Linked DNA regions of Homo sapiens: region 2 is linked to region 1. The links are chromatin loops, found by intact Hi-C in ENCODE. Cell type or tissue: B cell. All regions are shown on one strand.

The links. A loop is a pair of places that touch in the nucleus more often than their neighbours do. Peaks named below come from ENCODE experiments on the same cell type or tissue, not always from the same donor. Only the 100,000 strongest peaks of a DNase experiment are listed, where the experiment ranks them.
Region 2: it touches region 1 in a loop (23-fold over the local background); 42 of 110 quality-filtered maps call a loop at or near these places.

The regions. Positions count from the first base shown.
Region 1 is chr2:632,234-640,233 of GRCh38, reverse strand. No RefSeq gene overlaps it. Among named protein-coding and RNA genes, the nearest start is that of TMEM18-DT, 41 kb to the left of the region's middle. In B cell, CTCF peaks have their summits at 2,878 and 3,080 (motif pointing right); a DNase peak (open chromatin) is centred at 3,163; H3K4me3 peaks cover 776 bases; H3K27ac peaks cover 498 bases; H3K27me3 peaks cover 1,046 bases.
Region 2 is chr2:241,974-249,973 of GRCh38, reverse strand. It overlaps SH3YL1 (SH3 and SYLF domain containing 1), which reads left to right. Exons shown (of 10, transcript NM_015677.4): 3 at 130-243; 4 at 2,372-2,436. Among named protein-coding and RNA genes, the nearest start is that of SH3YL1, 18 kb to the left of the region's middle. In B cell, CTCF peaks have their summits at 3,081 and 3,285 (motif pointing left); a DNase peak (open chromatin) is centred at 3,303.

The sequences.
Region 1 (8,000 bases):
AATTTAAGAACCTCATCCAAAAATGTCTTTGAACCACCTAGTTCCAGCCAAGAGTTCTGGGATTTGGTCAATTACCCTCATTTACATCTCCTCTGGGGCGTTTAAGACAAAGAACTGAGATGCCCTCACGGGTGCAGGTTAATGTGACTGTGCCTCACAGTTTTGTTTGTTTTCTAAGAGTTGCCATATTTTGTGAGCAGATCCAAAAGGCTCCGTTCCACTGTTTTTCTGTGGCTTGGTGGCCTCCAGCTTCCCTGGCAGTCACAAGCATGGCTGTGGGTGCAGACATGCAATCCTCAACAGCACCTTGGCGGCTCACTCGTTTGATTCTCTGCAGGTGAGACTGCCAATATTCTACAGTTTGTATTCTACAAAATCAGCACCTTGGGAATGATTCCAGCTAATACAGCAGACATTAAAGATACAAGCCCGGTGTCTCCACGGGTGAGACAGTCACGGGGGATGCTGGAGAGAGGGCAGAGCTCTTGGGTTCTTCCTGGCATCCATTTGAGGACTGTGTACTCACAATGTTAACTCACACAGTTGATGTTCTCATTAATTCAAGACCCTAGAACTGCCAGACTGAGAGGAACAACCAGGGTTTCCCCATCAAGTCAATGTCTTAGTTAACCTGTGCTTCTTTATTTTGAGCAAAAGTAGGGATTGTTTTCTCTGGAGATTAGAGGTTCCTAATTTTGTGCACACCTACTGACAGTTCGTCATATCTATACATACGCATATGTGTTCATGGGCCACATAACATTTCGGTAAAGAATGGGCTGCATATACTGAAAATCCCTGCTGCCCAGGACAGATGCAGCCATTGTAACCATGCTAAGGTCCCAATACAACACTTTCCTTACGTGTGGGTGCTGACGCTGGTGTAAACAAACCTGTCGCACTGCTAGTTGTATAAAAGTGTAGCACACACAACTATGTACAGTATGATTAATAATAAATGACTGTGTCGCTCTTTCATGTATCTATTATTCTACAGGGGTTCCCAATCCCCAGGCCGTAAACCAGTACCAGCCTGTGGCCTGTTAGGAACTGTGGCACAGCAGGAGGTGAATGGCATGTGAGTGAGTGTCACTGCCTGAGCTCTGCCTCCTGTCAGATCAGCAGCGGCACTGGATTCTCACAGGAGAATCCAGTGAGAGCCCTGTTGTGAAAAGTGCATGAGAGGGATCTAGGTTGTGCACTCCTTATGAGAATCTAATGCCTGATGATCTGAGCTGGAACTGTTTTATCCAGAAACCATTCCCCTCAACTCTGGTCCATGGAAAAACTGTCTTCCACAAAACCAGTCCCTGGTTCCAAGAAGGTTGGGGACTGCTGCTACACTATATTTTTAGCATTATTTTAGAATGTACCCCTTCTACTTAAAAAAAAAAACTGGTTAACAGTCAAACAGTCTGCGGCAGACCCTTCGGGGAGGATTCCAGAAGAAGGCATTAGAGATGACAGCGCCATGTGTGTTACTGCCCCTGAGGACCTTCCAGGGAACAAGATGTGGAGGGTTAGGGTTAGGATAGTGATGTTGACGATCCTGACCCTGTGTAGGCCTAGGTTAATGTGTGTGTTTGTGTCTCAGATTTTAACAAAAAAGGTTAAAAAAAGTAAAAGTAAAAATAAAATTAAAAAAGCTTATAGAACAAGGATATAAAGAAAGAAAATATTTTTGTACATCTGTACAATGTGTTTGTGTTTTAAGCCAAGTGTTATTACAAAGAGTCAAAAAGATTAAAAACTTAAAAGTTTATAAAGTAAAAAGTTATTTCATTAAGGTTAAGCTAAGCTTAATTTATTATTGAGAAAAGAGAAATATTTGCGATGAACTGAGTGTTGCCTAAGTGTACAGTGTATATAAAGTCAACAGTAGTGGACAGAAATGTCTGAGAGTCTAGGCCTTCACAGACACTCACCACTCACTCACCAACACCCAGAGCAACAACTTCCATCCTGCAAGCTCCTTTCGTGGTAAGTGCCCTATACAGGTGCACCATGTTTATCTTTTATACCATATTTTTACTGCACCTCTTCTACGTGTAGCTATGTTTAGATACACACTCTCCACTGTGTTACAGCTCCCTGCAGTTCCAGCACAGCCATCTGCTGTACAGGTTCGTAGCCTAGGAGCACGAGGCTACACCTTATGGCTGAGGTGTGTCATAGGCTGTAACTTCTAGACTCTGTTCACATATACCCTATGATGTTTTGATGTTTGCACAATGACAAAATTGCCTAACAATGCATTTCTCAGAATGTACCCCCAGCGTTAAGCAATGCATGACTGTACACATAAAACCTATACAACCAGGAATCAAGTGGCCAAGGCTAGAAGCACATGTGTCCAGCCATGCGTAGAAGCAACACAGAGTTTCTACTGACACCGAACTTCACTTGAGTTTCGAGGCCCTGCAAAAGGATGGTCAAGAAGCTCCACCCTCCACGTTCCAGAAATGGTTCCCTGCGAAGATCACCTTCCTCGCAGGTCGTAGAGGAGACCCAGGGGTCCTCTTTCTACCCGGGCAGGCCAAGCTCAGACCTTCCAAATTCCCTGTTCTTGTCTCACAAGTAACTGACCACGGTGGACGAGACACCCACAGTGACGGAGCCATCCAGTGCTCCGTACAGGGAGTAGCAAGCCCTGGCCTGCTTCTCCAAGCGTCTGCTAACCCCAGCCTAAGACCCCTCCCGCTGACCATCTCGCCCATCCTCCCCCATAGGGCGTCGCTCTGGCGGTGGTCATTCCTTCTCATATCAGAGAAGCACATGTCTTCCTGAGTGGGAGACGCTTCGGGGTCTCCTGGCTGGAACCTCTCCCTGTTGAGAGAACCCTTCCTTACCTGAGTTCAGATGTGTTATTTTATTGGACACAGCACCACCTAGATATGTCCTATTTATCTGCAAGGCAAGTGCAAGAAAACCTGCTAAGATAATATGTGTGATGCAATCTGCATATTGCAATGTTTTAGTTTTTTCCCATTTTATAGTCAATAACTTGGGCTTCATTTTCCGTTCTCTAAAATGAGGGCTGAGAAGAGTTAGGCAGCATGTCAGCGCTAGGTGGCGCCCGAGGATTTTTCTTTTAACAAATGATCCCAAATGTTCTGGAATTCGCGGTTCTTCCCGCCCAAAGCGCCGCCGCGTCCAAGGGCGGTTACCACACCGCGTGCCAGGGCGCGTCTTCCCTCCCGTGGGCCTCGCAGCGGTCCGGGCAGGTGGCTGAGGGTGGCCCGTGTTCGTCTTTCCCAGCTTTGTGGAGGTGTAGCTGGGCCTGTGGGCACACGGACGCCCTCCCGATTGCGCTGATGGGCCCGGGGACGGTCCCTGTGTCCCTGGAGCTGACAGAGCCGCCATGCGCGGCCGAGGACTCTGCGGATTCACCCTGTTCCAGGCTGCGCCGACTCCGCTCGCTTCACGTGTGCTGTTTCCTCACAAGTCGGGCCGGACGCGGATACACCCGCCTCCGTAGGCCTGAGCGAGCCTGAGCCCCTGGGCGCGCCGGGTCCCCGCCGAGGAAACGTCCCATGTGGAGACACGAGGCTGCTGTGGACGCGCCTCCTCCCTCTTCCCCGGCGCGGCTCCCCCGCACTGGCGCTGTGGACTCGGTGCGGCTCCTCCGCAGCGACAAAATGGAGTCATCAGGCCACGCTGCTGCGATGGAACCCGAGGCCTGCGGGGCCGGCAGAGCCCGCGGCGTGTTGGCCCTGCTCCTCAGAGGGGCCGGTGAGGGGCCTGTCTCCCCGGGGTGGGCCGGAGCCAGGATGACCGAGCATCGCAGCCGCGTGGACGGACCCGGGGTCAGGGCCCCGGCTGGACGGTGAATCCGGGCGCCTGGAGCAGCGCAGACCCCACGGGCCTGTGGGGTTGCTGGACCTTTTAACCGCGTCCCGGGCCGGGGGTCCACATCCCAGTTCCGACTGCAGCGCCACCTGCGTCCCGGCCTTGGGGGCCACCGTTTCCCTCCTGGGACGGACGGCGCCATCCCTCCGCCTCGGCTCCAACAGCTGGGGACGGCGGGGAAAGTGGCAGCCAGCGGCGTCCGGGGCCACCTGGGACCGGGCTTGTCACCTCGCATTCCAGAAAACACAAAGCCCTGAGCGCCGGGGGACTTTCTCTAAAAACACAGTTGGCCACGCCTCACTGAGTAATTCGTGCTTCTTCATTTTAACAAGACGGATCATTCGTACACCAGCCAGACCTCACTCCAGCCCTAAAAGTAACCGTAACTGTAAAAAATATCCAACAAAGCTAGATGTGAAAACTGGTATGAACTGTTAAAACAAGCATAATTTTATTTGGCTTAATTGCTAAATACACTTATATGTATTGCATAATATGCTCGATATTATACAAATATGTTTACTGAAGAGATAGCAAATGTCATATGCCAAGGCCAAATCAATTGGGGACATGAGGTATTATTGTCCATGTTAACTTTTTAAGCAAAATATATTCACCTTCAGCTAAAATTTTCATTTAAAAAAGTTAAAGATACCGTCAATAAGAGGATTATAAAGCTCTTTTGACTCATGAGTAATGAAAAGCAACCTCAACATATAAAAGGAATTTTAGCCATTGTGAAATAATATAATATATATTTAAAGCTGTGATTTTTTTAAATCAGCTTTCCTGCAATAGCATATTTAATGTGTCAATGATAGATATTTAAGGTAGCAGAATTAAAATATTAGTAATATGGACGTAATCATGCTTAAAATCTTAATGTTTTAAGACATTTTTCATCAAAATAGGTAACCTCAGTACTTTGCAATTATAAACAATGAGGTGTATAGTATGTACTTTGTTATTATTGTAATAAATGTTAGCTAAAGGATAAACCTTACTTATCTTCCCACCTAATATATTACTCATGAATTGAACTTTCAAGCAAGGGTGGCAGAAAATAAAACAGAAGAGGCGAATGTTAGCTTCCTGCAATCCCATGTGTGTGGGAAATGTGCGTCTAGCGGCAGGCTGTGATTACTGCTTAATGAAGGCTGATATAAACCTCACCCCATGCCTGCCGGAAACAGATTCATTCACACGATGCTCCAGCCTGGGACCAAGGCACGCAGTGCACAAGCAGCAAGGTTGGGAAATGCTCCTGGAAGCAAAAGTCTAAAAACCTGGGCACGAAATGGATGGGATATTCAGGTTTGTCACACGCAACTGGATGGAATTAAAATAAGTGACGTGAATTGACATACTGAAAAATTCAGCGTGATGTGTAATGAGGAAGATGATGTCAGTAGGAAAACACAGAGACCTGAGCCAGTTGTAGGGATGAACGAGAAATAGGCCCCAGCATAAGTCACCCGAATCCCTGTGCTCCCAGCTGTGGACTTCTGCCCTTCCCCTCCCTTCTCCTGTCTCTTTCTCAGTCTCGGCCTTGGTCTGTCGCCTGTAACAAGAACTTTCAGTCAACTTCCAATCAAAGGCACCTAAATCACAGTCACTGAAGCAAGGACAAAGTGCCTGAGTCATACATTAAAGGAGTGGCAGGAATCTTGGCTAAGGGAGTCACTTCGAATTAATACAGAAATGCACATAAATATAAACACATAGCTGGGCGCAGTGGCTCACACCTGTAATCCTAGTACTTTGGGAGGCCGAGGTGGGAAGATCAGTTGAGGTCAGGCGTTCAAGACCAGCCTGGCCAACTTGATGAAACCCTGTTTCTACTAAAAATACACACGAAAAATTAGCTGGGCATGGTGGCACACGCCTGTAATCCCAGCTACTCAGGAGCCTGAGGCAGGAGAATTGCTTGAACCCAGGAAGCAGAGGTTTTAGTGAGCCGAGATCGCGCCACTGCACTCCAGTCTTGGCGACAGAGTGAGACTCTGTCCCAAAATAAATAAATACAGATAGATATGCATGCAGATGGTCAGAGTGCCTGCTGCTATCCCTGGGGGCCGGGCTCAAGTCTCCCTGTGGTATCTGCCGAGTCTCCCAGGCGCATGCCTGTGTCTGCTGCTTCCCCGCTCGGCTGCCGACCCTCAGGTGCTTTTCTGCACCATGTGCTGTGAGAAGCTGGGGCACTGGGGGTCAGGACCAGACCCATCCATGTTCCTAGGCCTCCCTGGAGCACCCAGCACCCTACATTGATGATAAGGAATACCTGCATCTGCATATTTCTATAACTTCATGATGTTCTTCTGTATCTGGCGATGTCATTAGCAGCTATCCCTTCAAAGGTGAACTCACTCAATTCAGTAATTACAGAGGAAGAAAACTGAGACGAGACCGTGATGGGACTGGTGGGTGAAGAGACGACTGACAGCACTGTCTGTGGGCACCAGGCCCTTAGACCCCTCAGACACTGCTTGGCTTCATTCATTTATCCCATCAGCAAATGCTGACTGACATTTTATTTTTCTTACCTCTGTTTCTCTTACCACATAAGAGGTGGTAAAACAAACAGAGGTAAGAAAAATAAAAATGTTTTCCTCCCTTGGGAGCAGACCTTCTCTAAGAAGGAATTAAATGATAAAGACACACAAACACAATGAAGCAGGGTAGCTGCGGATTGTGACAGCTCTCTAAGAAATAAGCCGGGGCCATGATGGAAGGGGGTGGGGATCCTTGAGATGAGATCAAGGACAAAAAGGAAGTCGTGGGACAACTAAGTGGAAAACAGTCCAGGCCAAAGGAAGCCAAGGGAGAGCAACATCCCCACCACAGCGGGGGGTTTCAGGGACACTGGAGAGGGGGCATCATATGATCATGTAGGTTTCTTAGGAAACGGAAGGACATTGGATTATATAGCTCAAGAGAATTGGAGAAAACTTGGAGGGTTTCAGTAGGGACAGGACATGATTATATTTAATTCAAAAATGCCACCCTGGTTTGTATCAGGCACAGATTGCAGAGACCTAGTGCAGGACCAGAGGTGACAGATGGGGTGAGGTGCACCCGGTTATGTAGATGGTGATGTATGGTATTAAAATGTGTGTAGTAGAAAAGAAGAAAGGCCGATAATTAATTACCGTCATCTCAAGAAGTTAGAAAAATGTCAACAAGTGAGCATCAAGAAGGAAAGAGTTGTAAAGATTAGAGTGGCAATTAACAAAATAGAAAACATCATAATATAGAAAACCTGAAGATGAGAATAGTCATTTGAAAACAGTAATAAAATTGGCAAATCTCTACAAGGACTTGCAAAAAAATTTACTTCAGCATGAGGATATCAAGAATAAAAGTGTGTCTAACATTATAGACTTCAGAGTAAACAAAATAAAATATTTAACAAATTATTAAAAAACATAACTTACTAAAATAGACAATATATTTCCCCAGTAACCATTAAAATAGAACTTATTGCCAAAAATCTTCCCCCCAAAAACTGCACTTTAGGACTTTAAATTACCTTTAGACAGTGTTTAGATTCATGTCAGTTTCAATAATGGTTACTTACAAAATAAAAAGTTAACAAGAAAGGGAAAATGTGAACTAAATCACTCAATCTAATAGGAGTCAGGATAGTAGAATATGAAACACTGTTAACAACTTAGATAAATATAAACCATAAAATAAGCCACTAAACATCAACTCAAATATATCTCCCATCAAAATGAAAATAAATGGACAAAACATGTTAAATCAAAATCAAAATTGAATTGATTGTTAAATCAAAAATAAAAAAATACACATAGTCAAATCTGCTTACAAAAGGCTCATCAAAACTTTAAAACAAACATTTTGAAAGTATTACTTTAGCTTTGTTTTTACAATGACTTAAAATTTGGGATTAGCTATACTTTGATATGTTGATGTAATTCATGTAAAACTTTTTTTCATTTTTTTCTCATAAAATTGGACAGGTCCATAAAACTATTGACCCTGATAATATTTTAAACTGCTGATTTAATTAATTTAGTGGCATAAACCTTTAGTTATATACTTAAGGGATTTTTTTTTAGCCCTTTAATAATGAGCTCCATTAGGAGCACCTATGACTATAAATTGCCCTCTACATACTGCTTTAGCTG
Region 2 (8,000 bases), 390 kb after region 1:
TCATTGCTCCTGTGTGCCCCGAATTCCTAGAGATAACCTCTGTGTACACTGACTCTGTTTAACACTTGCTCGTCTATCCAGGCACATAGATCAAAATGCTTACCTTCCCATTGTTTTCCACGTTAACAGCTCACGTAATTGCGAAGGCTAAAGGCCTTGCAATTCTGTCTGTGATCAAAGCCGGGTTCCTGGTGACTGCCAGAGGAGGCAGCGGGATTGTAGTGGCGCGCCTTCCAGATGGAAGTAAGTTGGCGTCTGTTCACTGGAGTAGAGAGTCTTCATTCTTTGTTCTGTCTGTTTTCATGTGAACACATTGCATAGCGAGTAGGACAGGTTTCCTGCATATCAACTAAAACTTATGTAATAAGGGCTACTCGACTGAACGTGCAGTTTGGTGTCAGTGAACAAGCCACAGGAACCAGCCTTTCCGTCTCTCTCTGTCCTCAAAATATTAGAGAAGACAAGACAGGTAGATATAACTTTGTTTTGCATGCATTTTGTAATTCTTCCGTGGAGCAAATATTGAAACATGGCAGTATGTGCATTTCTTTTGTTTAATATGAATTCTTATTCCTCAACTTCATGGTGTAGCTGCTTTCTTTTGTTTTATGGAAATTGATATGAAAATAAGGGGCCATATGTGAATTTCTTTGTTTCTGTGGTAGATCATAAAAACTGTGACATTTGAAGAGTTTTCCCCAAGGCAGAATCATATCAAGAGCAGTATCATCGAGTTTTACTTTCTGGGATGAAATCTACTACTTGATTCTTTAGAGATGAAATCAAAATATTTGCCATGAATCCCAAGTACTAACATTTATAGTAGTATTTAAAATGGACACAGGTGTGTCAAAACTAACTAAAATGTTTTTTATACCAATTTAACATTTGCTGTTCAGTGAACACGTTTTTCTATTAGTAGCAGTTTTTTAGCATAATTTTATTTTATTTTGAGAGAGCATGGGACACTTACAGACAATAAATATACAATATATACATTTGTGAAATATATGGCCTTGAAATAGCAGTCAGCAGATTCACCATTTCTTACCAAGGTATCCCCGCAGTCAACAAAAACCTCTTCCTTATTATGTGGATCAGTTTTCATAGCTCAATGTGTGGCTTTGAAAATGAGAAGAAAATAATTCTCTTTTTCTCAAGCATTATCCAAATTTCCATGAGCAGACTTCTCAGCAGTAAAACCAAACAAAGTAGAGGCACATTCCAAGGGAGCCCATTGTCAGATGGGACTCAGAGTCTGTGAGAAAGTCCCTGCATGTCTCAGGTCCCCAACTGCTCCATTGATGGGGTGACTTGCTGACCAAGGGTAGGGACAGTCAATACCAAGCCCTGGGCTCCTCTCAGAGCCCCAGCAAACCTTTCTACTGGTTTTAAAACCTACATTTCTCTCCCTTCTTCCTGAGCTGCAGCTGCTGACTCTGCTGAGAGTAATTTAAAAACTGTCCAAATAAGACACAACATGTTCCCCAGGATCCTGGCCAAGACCAGCCATCTTAACACAGGGACAGTTCCTAACATAGGGAACGAAAAATTATCAGACACTAATTTCTGTAAGCCAAACTTCTCTAAGCCTGGGTAGGATAGTTCTGGATATATTTCAGCAATATTCTAGTATCTAGCATGCATGGTAGCAACCATTTTCAAAAAGTGCTTTGGCCAGACCATCCCCCCACCAAATTGAAAATACATTTTTCTAGACTTGTTTAACATGAGTTTCTATATCAAGAAAAATAAGCATATAGTAATCCTAAAATGTGCCGTATCATGGCAAATGGAATTACTGTACTTAGTTTCTAAATGTGATTTATCTTGTTAGAATTTTAATAACCTTGAATTTATAGCCTATTTATTCTGCTTAAGCACGAGAGGTGTTAAAACAGTTTTTGCCCTCAGAAATTTACAATGGAAACAATTATTATGTTACCGTTAGATAATCAACTCTCTCGAATCCTTCTGATCTCTTAAATCTGTGACAAAATTCTAGCTGAAGACTAGACCTACAGCTAAGTTGTTCTATAAAAATATTGACAGTTGAAGTTACCAAGTGCTCTGTATGGCTAATGGTTAGGGAACCAGTAGTTGGTGGTCTTATGCATGTTGGTAGAGAAAGATTAGAGGACATGGGCTTGTGAGGCTATGAGACTCATAATGAATATCTAATACTTTAAAAATATTTTTAACTTTTTAAAAATTACATATTCTTTTTGAAGATCACTTTAAAATCAGGGGAAATACCAAGTCTCATTATTTTCAATAGAAGCACTCTTTAGATTTTAGCATTTTTCCTTCCTATATTTACATGTCGAGGGTGTTTTAATGTTAGGATAACGTTCGTTTGTTTTTTTATTAGAATGGTCTGCACCCTCAGCCATTGGGATAGCTGGCCTTGGTGGAGGATTTGAAATAGGAATTGAGGTAAGTAGCTTGTGCACGTCCATACAACTGCCATATCCTCTGAAGACACCTAAGATGCAACCTGTGAAAACTGAGAGGTTTCCTAGCGTTCTTATTGTTACCATTGGCACTTAGGAAAAATTGTTTCCTTTATTTTCTCGATGAATGTCTAACTAAAGCTATCTGATGGTTCCCATTTACTTTCCTTTTCTTTCCTTAGTAGTAGGATTTCTTTCATTCGCCATTTTATCTGCTTCTGTCTCATGCACATTTGTATAACAGGCACATCCCAACACCTGGCCAGCTGTCATTGGCAGTTTATGGACTGCTCATGGCAAAGCCACTGTTCTCCTTCAGTGGGCATTGAAATTACGTGGGCAGTGCATCATCATTTGTGGCAAAATCCAGTTTTGTAACATATGATATTCAAATCCCTCCACATTCTTTAAGTAAAGAAGAACTTCACGTTATTTCAGTTTATAATGTTGCTCCTGGGATTGTGGCGTCTGTCGGGCAGACATGCACACTCACAGAGGCCTCCTACACGGGGATCCTCTTAGGGCTGATGCTCATCTTCAGTCTGTCGTTTTGCAAGGGCCTGGAAATTGAATCTCCTGGTATGCTCAACTCATTTTCTTCTCAAATTTCAGTCCATTTCTTCCTAAGCTATCCTTTGTAGATTTGCCCTGTTGACATAGTTGTAAATTCCCTCAGCCTTATTAGGAGGAAGTATTTCTAACTCTTTTTTCATCTTTATTCAATCTTTCTTACTCACTGCTGTATAAATTTGTAGTATAAAAGGAACATATTTTAGTTTTGCTTATCATGACTGCATTTTTGTACCATGTGCAACCAAATCAAAGCTTTCAAAAATATCGCCCTCTGGTGGAAAGTGCATTTTCATCAGTGATTGTGGCTTCCCTCCCCTTCCTCCTCCCTTCCCTCCCTCCCCTCTCTTCCCCTTTCCCCACCTCCACCCAGTCCCCTGGCCCTCCTTGTAGAAGGGCCTTTTTCTCTCAATAGATCATGCTGCTAAACTGTGCTAAGTCACAACCTGTTCTTCCCACAACCCTCTGGCTCCTTGTGAGGCTGGGGGCATGCTTTGAGCATTTATTTCAAAAATGATGAGAGACTCAGAAATGATGTCTGTATTAAATTTCAATATATTAGAGACCAAAAATTGAGAGTTTCCATGGTAATTCTTTGAAAATTTTGGACTTTTAGCCATAGGGCACATTAGAAGCCCTGAAAAACAAGAGCAAGTAAAATGTAGTCCCTTCATCCAGTAAATGAAATAGAAAGACTTTAAGCATTTTATAGACTGATACATAGTATTTTTTTTCTTTTTTCTCTTTTTTTTTTTGAGATGGAGTTTCACTCTTGTTACCCAGGCTGGAGTGCAATGGCATGGACTCAGCTCACTGCAACCTCCACCTCCCAGTTTCAAGCGATTCTCCTGCCTCAGCCTCCCGAGTAGCTGGGACTACAGGCGTGCACCACCACACCCAGCTAATTTTGTATTTTTAGTAGAGATGGGGTTTCACCATGTTGGTCAGGCTGGTCTGAAACTCCTGACCTCAGGTGATCCGCCCACCTCGGCCTCCTAAAGTGCTGGGATTACAGGCATGAGCCACCGTGCTGGGCCTTAGACTGATACACAGTATTATTTTATTTTTATTTTTATTTTTTTTTAGTTGTGATGATTCAATAGTTTATTGTTTTGTTAACAATTCTCAAGACTGGTGCGCTGCACAGTGGAATTGCTGTTCATATTTTTGACAAAATAAGACCATCCTGGGCCATGGGGTGACTACTTTACACATAAATAATCAATCTTCTCCTCTCAAACCAGTATTATTTTTAAAAGACAATACGAGACAGTGGTGAGCTGTAAGAGAGAAGACTGGGTCAGACCATTCTGGCTCCAATTCTGACCTGGGTGCTTCCAGTCTGTGATGTTAGGAAGTAGCTTTTCTTCTCCACACCTCAGCTTCTACATCTGCAAAACACAGTTAAAGATAGCCTTATATGAGTCTCTGGGCTTATATTGATGATTAAATATGGATTTATACAGTAAAAGCCCTTGAAATGACACAAAATATAATTTTATTTTTAATATCTTCTTCATCTTTGCAGCTTATTTAGGCTTGCCATTTACAGAAACTTTTTATTGCAAAGCCTGTCTTCATGACAGTATGGAAATTAACTATGGAATTTCATTTAAATAACATAACTATTAACTTTTAAATGTCAATTTCAAACAGAGATAAGAAGCATCTCCTAGGGATTGGAGACATGAGTTTTAAACTTCTTAACCATGATCTGACTTTGCTTCTCAGAGCCCCACAGATAAGTCTCTGCGTGTAATTGTGAGTGTGCAGTGATGTCACAGCAGTCGGCTATTTTTCAATGTTAACAGAAAGCACTGTTTGCTCTCCATGAAGCACTCTCTGATTCTGTCTGAGCCTCCATCCTAACAGAGCACTCCCGCCTGCTGTCTTAATGAGGGAGGGAGTCAGAACGGGAGCATGGGGTATCCAGAGTGGTTCCCTCAGGCTGTTCTCATCACAGCAGATCTGGTGCCCACTGAGACCACGGAGGGGCTGGAGGGTAGACACGTCCTTCCTGAAGGGACCAACCTCTGAGGGCACTTCTGACTCAGGTCACTGGCTGAGCTGAGCATCCCCTTTGGACCTGGCTTCTCTGGGAACTTGCCCCTACCATGTCCTAGCAGCCACAAATAGTAAGGACCAGCCCTCAAGTGCACTGTGAGTACCGGGAAGGCCGAGACTTTCTCAAACTTCACACCTACGTCCACAGAGACTGACGAGACACCCATGAATGCTTCCTTTTCTGTAAAATGGGACAATGACAGGACCTGTAACCACACAGGGTTTTCCTTTCAAGCACATAGATGGCACACACGTAATCGGTTAGTACTATCCAATATTTGTTGAATAATTTAACTATCTGCCTTTCTTTCTTTCTTTTTCTTTTCTTTTCTTTTCTTTCTTTCGTTCTTTCTTTCTTTTTCTTTTCTTTCTTTCTTTCTTTCTTTCTTTTGAGGCAGAGTCTTGCTCTGTCGCCCAGGCTGGAGTGCAGTGGAGCAATCTCAGCTCACTGCAACCTCTGCCTCCTGGGTTCAAGTGATTCTCCTGCCTCAGCCTCCTAAGTAGCTGGGACTACAGGCGCCCGCCACCATGCTCGGCTAATTTTTTGTATTTTTAGTAGAGATGGGGTTTCACTGTGTCAGCCAGGATAGTCTCGATCTCCTGACCTCGTGATCCGCCTGCCTCGGCCTCCCAAAGTGCTGGGATTAAAGGCGTGAGCCACCGCTCCAGGCCATTTTTTTTTTTTACAAAACTTGTACACATGCTATTATGGAATCATTTTCATAGCCATGGAAGGTGGTTGTCATCGCTCTCATTTTATCCGTAAAATAGCTAAGCCAGGAGAATTCTCCAGTAGGAGGCAGCCAGAGAGGGGCAGATTGGGAAGCGTCTGCTCCCACATCCAGGCAGCATGTTATTCGAAAGACAGAGTTCCCTGTAGTCTGTCTTGTCTGCACATCCCTCAATAGGGAAAAAAGAAAGGTTCAGGAAAGTTACTTGTTCTTGGTTTCACAGGTGCTTGGGTGGTAAAGCCCACCTCACTGTAACATTCTTCTGAATAACAAGCCACTGTTTTTAGGGCACTATACAAGGTAGGCAAAACACACATTATTTTCAATATACAGAGACATTAGTGTCTTACCTAAGATCACACAGCTAGTGTGTGGTTGTCAGATATGGTTCACTAGAAGCGGAGCCTGATACCAGTTCAAGTGCATGTGATATACTGAGCAAATGTTCTTCCGGGGAAGAAACTTAAGGTACTAAGGGAAAGAAGGGGAAAGGTCCAAGCAAGGCTGTTGCTTAAAGTTTAGTTAAACTCTTCTTCGTCCATGTTGATAGGTAGTTCAGGTTACCGACTCGAGGTCTGTTTTTTTTTTAATAGACACATTTACAGCTACATATTCCCTCTGAGCATTGCCCTGGCTGCCTTCCATAAGTGTGGGTATGTTGTGTCTTCATTTTCCTTAATCTCAAAATATTATCTAATTTCTCATGTGATTTCTTCTTTGAGCCATTTGTTATTTAAGAGTGTGTTGCTTAATGTCCACATATTTATAAATTTCCCAAATTTATCTTGTCCTTGATTTCAAATTTCATTCCATTGGGGTCAAAGAAAACATTTTGTATAATTTCAGTCCTTTTAAATGGGTTAAGGCTTCTTTTATGGCCTCAAATATAGACTTTTGTCCTGTACAATGTTCCATGTGTGCTGGAGAAGAATGTGTGTTCTGTGTTATTGGGTAAAGTGTTCTCCAGGAGTCCATTGGGTCTAGTTGGTTTACATGGTTGTTTAGTTGTTCCATATCCTTGATAATCTTATGACTAATTGTTCTCTTCATTATTAAAAGTGGGTTATTGACACATCGAGCTATTTTTGTTAAATTGTCTATGTCTTCCTTCTAGATTGTCAGTTTTTGATTCATGTATTTGGGTCTCCGATATTATGTGCTTGTATAAATATATGTGTATTACTATGTTTATAATTGTTATATCTCTTTGGTTGATTGACCATTTTATCATTATAATATGTCCCTGTTTAATCCTAATTACATTTTTTGTTGTTTGATATAAAGAGTGCCACTCCAGCTTTCTTAGGTTGCCATCTGCATGACACATCTTTCTCCATCCTTTTACTGTCAATCTAATGGTAACTTTGAATCTAAAGCGTGTCTCCTATGGAGCATATAATTGGATGTTGTTGTTGTTGTTGTTATTGTTGTTTTATCCATGCTAATAATCTCTGCCTTTTTATTTGGTTGTTTAATTCATTCACATTTAATAGATTATTGATATCATTGGATTTATATCAGCCATTTTACTTTTTTCTATATCTCATGCCGTTTTTGTCCCTCTGTTTCCACTTTACTGTTTTCAATTAAGTGAACATTTTGTACTATGGCATTTTGATTCCTTTTATGATTTTTTAACTCTATTTTTGAGTCATTTTCTTAATGGTTGTTCCAGAGCTTACAATATGTCTTAACTATTTCTAATTTATGGGAACTTGATTTAATAAGATACAAAAACATTACTCTCATATGGTTCTAGTTTTTTTTCTCCTTTTTTGTGCTATTACTGTTATACATATTAAATCTATATATGATACACACTCAGCAATTCATGATTATAGTTAATAATGTATATAATTTTATGTCTTTTAGAGAAACTCAGAGAATAATTGAGAGCAAGTATTTACTCATTGAACTTGCTATATTAACCTTTTTTATTTCCCATTTTTTGTTCTGTTCCATTGTTTCTGTTCATTCAGGTTACCATCTGGTGTCATTTCCTTACTCCAAGACAACTTTGCTCCCACCTGACTCTTTTGTACGGTTATTGTCTAGTATATAATATTTCTATAGTTACAGACTTAAAATATAGAAAAAATTTATTTTTAAACCAATTAAGAGAAAAGAGAAGAACTATGCATTTATACTATTATTTATGGTTAGATAATTATCTTTACTGGTG